Linked DNA regions of Homo sapiens: region 1 is linked to region 2. Evidence: chromatin loops called from intact Hi-C (ENCODE). Cell type or tissue: GM12878. All regions are shown on one strand. Each heading gives the region's core, and the rest is flanking DNA. Links, peaks and the distances in the headings are about the cores only. Region 1 has its middle 17 kb from the start of OR9K2. Region 2 holds the start of MUCL1 (mucin like 1).

The links. Hi-C counts contacts between places; a loop is a spot of excess contacts. Peaks named below come from ENCODE experiments on the same cell type or tissue, not always from the same donor. Only the 100,000 strongest peaks of a DNase experiment are listed, where the experiment ranks them.
Region 1: it touches region 2 in a loop (3-fold over the local background); 2 of 110 quality-filtered maps call a loop at or near these places.

Annotation. Positions count from the first base shown.
Region 1 is chr12:55,142,144-55,145,073 of GRCh38, reverse strand. No RefSeq gene overlaps it. Among named protein-coding and RNA genes, the nearest start is that of OR9K2, 17 kb to the right of the region's middle. In GM12878, for the core only: a CTCF peak has its summit at 1,611 (motif pointing right); a DNase peak (open chromatin) is centred at 1,618.
Region 2 is chr12:54,852,501-54,855,430 of GRCh38, reverse strand. It overlaps MUCL1 (mucin like 1), which reads right to left and starts at 915. Exons shown (of 4, transcript NM_058173.3): 1 at 791-915; 2 at 274-315. The coding sequence starts at 848. RefSeq lists an enhancer at 2,547-2,716. In GM12878, for the core only: a CTCF peak has its summit at 1,310; a DNase peak (open chromatin) is centred at 1,340.

The sequences.
Region 1 (2,930 bases), core at 314-2,813, 290 kb before region 2:
ATGTAAAGAAAAGCAAAAAAATTGATTTAGACAACAGTAAAAAACATGTAGTGAACTTTTAAGTTCTTTCAAACTATTGCATAAGAAACTCTATTGAACATTTGCATACTTTTTTGAATAAAAAGTAAACAAACAGGCTGGGCGTGGTGGCTCACACCTGTAATCCCAACACTTTGGGAGGCCAAGGCAGGCAGATGGCTTGAGGCCATGAGTTTCATACCAGCTTGGCCAACATAGCAAAACCTAGTCTCTACTTAAAATACAAAATTTAGCCAGGCGAGGTGGTACCTGCCTGCAATCCCAGCTACTTGGGAGGCTAAGGCATGAGAATTGCTGGAACCCAGGAGGTGGAGTTTGAAGTGGGCCAAGATCGCACCTCTGCTGGGCGACAGAGCCAGATGCTGTCTCAAAAAAAAAAAAAAAAAAGAAAAAGAAAAAGAAAAGAAAAGAAAAAGAAAAAGAAAAGAAAGAAAGAAAATAAAAAACATTAATAAATTTAAATCATCTAATTAAATATGTCAGTGGAAAAATGATTTTGTCTTCTTGAATAATGGAGTTATTGAATATAAAAAATATCAGAGAGCATTAAAGGAGCCAGAAAACTTCAAATGTTGATAATAGTTATCAGAAATTTGAAGAGAATTCAGCACTATAGAAATTTTGCTGAAAAAAATTCTTTTGAACACCACATCATGTGATAACTTTTCATTTAATGGGACAACTTTTGTAATGGTTTGGTCTAGTCTAGTTGTTTCACATCAAACTGTGGCTCAGACAGTATTTAGTGGTAAGATGTAAATCCAAAGATTCCCCCAATAATTTGTAAAAATCAATAGATTTGCTAAAAATTTTATCATTCATTAAGCAGTTTACTAAGATCATAAAAGGGACTTTTTATTGATTTACGTATTGATATATAAGCATTTGTATATATCAATTACTGAACAGCTGTTAAATATTTTGATTATAACCCCTTCTGTTAACCACTAAAATCATTCCTCAAAACTCTTCCCATAAAAAACACTTGTCCAGATGGCATCTTGTCAGTTTTTGCAAACCTTCAAGGAGCAGAAAATTTCAACCACCTCTTTAGAATAAAAAGAAGAAAAACTTCACCTTTTAATGATGTAATACAAGCTTGAGTCCAAAAGGTGCCATGGTTATTATGAGGAAAATAAATAATGTTCTGTCTTGATGATGAACATATACACAATTATAAATGAAGTTCAGTGAAACTCCATGAAAATGCACCTCAGAATAAGACAAGTTCAGATATAATGTTACTGGCAAATATTTTCCATTTTCTCTTCATCCCTTTTCTGGAACAGGGATGAAATCTTACAGGAATTATTTTCAGTGAGGGAAAAAAACAAAAGGAGGGGAGGGAAAACAAGGCAGACAGTGTCAGACAACTTTATCTTGGGAAACAAGGAGTTAGAGGGTGGCTCGCACAATTCCATTTATTTTCAACCAATCTTCCTTGCTCAGGGTAATATGGTGGGGATGAAAACCAGGTTTCTTGGAAATAGTTAGATTTCTTACCATTGTGCTCGAAGTTCCATTCTTTACAGTACCCAGAATCTTTAGATTTCATGGCAGTAGACAACAGCCACCAGATGGCAGCAAACTACAATTGAGTACAGGATTTCCTTCTGGAGCCACAACTACCCAGAAATCCTGAGCAGTTCCGCACATCCTGGATCACACCATTTACTTCACAACAAGATCCTTACTCTTAAGGGGAAAAAAATACATTTTGAAACTTTTTTGTTATGTTAAAATAGGATTTAAAATGTAAAAAAGTGTAGTGCATTATGAAAAAGTTGATTATATCTCAGAAATGTAAAGTTGGTTTAATATTAGAAAACCAATTAATATAATTCACCACATTAATAGAAAAAGAGATAAAACTGATTGTATTATCTCAATAGATGCCAAAAAGGCACTTGATATAATCAGAAAGATGCAAAAATAAGTCCACAATGAGATGATGCAATATCATGACCATAATTGTATAAAAACATTTTAAAATATGATTGCTACCAGCTATTGGCAAGGATATCAATCAATGTGGCATGTAATATGATGATGATAGGAACTAAATGATTTGTTATTATCTTCTAAAATTAAGAAATGCCCTATGGTTCTGCATAGTTTATGCATATATATGTGTGTATACATATGAGTCAGAAAACAGTGGTATGATAACATCAATGCCCTGAGACAAATAGCTTTACACCTAATGTTGTATATCTGTTGTGGGGGAAAGCATTTCAAATTGGTAAAAAAAAGGATTTCAAATAAATAAATAAGGAAAACTTATGAGCAAGTATCATTTACCAATGCAGCTTTAAACATACGTGTATCAGAAGGGATGATTACCCTAAAAAGAATATGTGAGCTCAAGAATAAATATTCTGTTAAAATGTTAAGCATTTGATGAATATGTAATATATTTCATACATATGTATACACACATATATATGCATAAACTATGCAGAACCATAGGGCATTTCTTAATTTTAGAAGATAATAACAAATCATTTAGTTCCTATCATCATCATATTACATGCCACATTGATTGATATCCTTGCCAGTAGCTGGTAGCAATCATATTTTAAAATGTTTTTATACAATTATGGTCATGATATTGCATCATCTCATTGTGGACTTATTTTTGCATTTTTCTGATTATATCAAGTGCCTTTTCGGCATCTATTGAGATAATACAATCAGTTTCATCTCTTTTGGGAATTCAGCCATCAGTCTAAGTTTTCCTTTACTAAACTTATCTTTATTTTGTCTTTCCTTCTGGCTTCTTCTCTTTGTCTTTGGTATTGTGCGTTTTCACTATGGTACATTTTTTGTAGTGTACCTTCTGTTTGGCATCATTTTACCAACCCATATTCTCTTTCTTTAATTCCATCATT
Region 2 (2,930 bases), core at 153-2,652:
GCTCTTGTGCCTTATGCTGGAAAACAATGAATAATAAGTCCACATTTGTATAAGTCTATGGCCTAGATTTCATATATTCTAAGAATGTATAAGAAATAAGCAGATTCACTATGTTTGTGGTGAATTTTAAAATCAGGAATATAGCTTTCACAGACTTTTGCTTAGGATTCCTTATAACAAAGACTATCCACATGGAAACTGGCTGTTTGACATGAGGCTGGAAGTGAAAAATGGTTATTGCTGGAAAGAGATGACATTCAAGTGCAGACTCACTAGCTGGATACGTGTCAGCTGGAGCAGCTGTTGTCGGATTCTCTGAAAGAGAAGAAGGAAAAATTAAGATGTTAGCTGAATACCAGTTTGGAGGATGGAGGTAAGAGAGAATATGGACAATATTCCAGACTTTACAATGGAAGACCCTCAGTCCTTGGTGTACCAGTTGAGGAAGAACAAGTGCACAGATAAGATAAAACCCATGAAAACCAATAAAAACCTAATATGTGGTCATTTTTCCTTTCCCGAAATAAACCTCTGATTACCTTCTTGAACATATTTTACTAACAGTAACAATAAACTTGGGTTCCAAGGTATTATTGAAGTAAGATCTGACTGAATTAAGAAGAGCCTAAGGATAACCATCTCCATCTTGAACGGTCAGTCAAAATGGTGATAGAACAAGTTAGGAGAGGTAAAAAAGCACATTCTAAGCAACCATAAGCCCACATCTTTAGAGGAGATATTTTATGTATATTCCCACAAAACTTATGTTCAGGTAAGAATCTTTACTTACGGGCAGAGACCAGAAAGATGGAAACTCCCAAGAGTACCAGGACTGCTAAGAACTTCATGGTGGTGACCTGAAGATCAGGGAGCACAGACAAAAATGCTTCAAAGCCTAAGAGAAGGCAAGGCGCTGACTTCAGGATTCCACATCCTGACAATATATATGCAGAGGGCACCAATCAGGAGCTGTCAACCAGAATCCAGGTTAGGTAATGCCAGGAAACGTTGGGACACAAACCACTGGAGAATCAACAACACAGCCAGGGGCCCTTTGGAAAGGTTGTGAATTCAAATCATTGGTTCTGGCTAAACAGGTTTCAATTCGAGTCTCTCATGTTAAATATGCTCCAGGCAACTTCTCTTCCAGGCATCCTCTTACATGTAGGGTATAGTGTCTCCATAATTACCAGCTCCTATGACAGGTTGGAGATGCCCCATAACCAGCCTTCCTGAAATCTGCAGTGCTCTTTTCATAGATTCTAGGAGTCATACACTTACAGAGTGCTTAGACCTCTGTCTCCCCCTAGGGGAATAATCAGGGTAGAGCAGCCTGATCCAAAGACCATCCGGTGTAACTCAGGCTGTGCATTCTTCGAGTCATGGCCTCCCTCCTGAACATGTAATTAGGTCATCTGACACTGGTGCAGAGTGAGTCCAACACTGAATGATCTAAAGAACGAACTATGACCTTACTGGATTTAGCAACCATTGTATAAAAATTCAAAATCAAGGAGTAAGTATACAGAATAAACTAACATTTGTTAATTCATGCATCCATTTAATCAATTTTTTCATTCAAAAAACATTCATTGAGCATTATTGTATGCCAGACACAATGCTAGATGTTAGAAAAATAACAGCGAACAAAGCACACAAAAATTTTATTTAATACATGGTTTTGCAGGAATTCATACACTAAAAAAGTAAAGAAAGAGAAAACACAATGTATTATGTGTGAGGTGATAAGGCCTAATAAAAAAAGAAGGCAGGAAAGAAGAAAGGAGAGTTTAGAGATGGAAAATGGGGAGCAATTTTATATAAGGTGACCAAAAAAGGCATTACTGAATAGGTGATATTTGAACAGACTCTTAAGGAGCTGAGGAATCAACAACGTGGTATATTTGGATAATGCAACGGAAAGGAAATGGTCAGTCTGAAGGAAAGCAATGGTGAGTGCATGTAGAATATGGTCATCCAGACTTCTCTGCAGTTGTTGAGTAGGGCCCAGCACTGCCCCAAGTTCCATCAATCTACTTGCCCTTTGTCATAATGGAGCCAAGCTGCTAAGTAAAGACAGCAAGGGAGGAAAACAATCCACATTTACAGCACAATCAAGTGCTGGACCCAACTGAGGCCTCAAAGAGGGGTGATGAACATTTGGAATACCCAGAATCATAGGGAATTCTCTACATTTTAAAGATTTCCCTTGCTTTAAAGTTCTTCTTCTTCATACAAAGTATGCCTTTTTGGGTCATACCCTCATTGGAAGGATCTCTGTAATCTGGAAGAGCACTGAACATCTATTTCTCCTTTTATTGGAGAGTCTGTCTGATAACAGCAACCAGTCTACTCCCCAAAACATGCTAAGAGGTCCCCATCAGGTGAATGAAGAAAGGCAGAGGAAATTCTTGAGGGAGTGGTCTTCAACCTCGGAAAGACAAGTCAGTGTCCTTGTCCTGGGTAAACTCATATCTTCCATGAGGCACAGAGTTGTCATAATATGGTGAGAGATTAGCATAAATAACGCTAAGAAAAAAACACATATTCTGAAGGAAAAGTGAAAGAGAAATATTTAAAAGAGATAAAGAAGGAAGGAAGACTTAAAAGACAGATACTATCTGATTATACCCCGTAGGGAATAAGCCCTACAGTCACCTTTGTAAGGCCTCCCAACAACACTGACACAAATTGAAGGGTCTTCTAGGAGACGGTTACTTATTGAGAGCCCACTGTGTCCCTCCACAGAGGCAGAGACCCACCACACAGACTTAAGACAATGACTGGCTTGCTAAGAAAAAAAGATTAAACATATGTATCAGTTAGGGTCCCCTTAAGAGATCAAAACTGCACAGTGGATTAAACAGGAAAAGTGTGATACAAAGAATTTCTAAAGTTTGATATATGAGTAGTTTTTCATCTTGAATGAA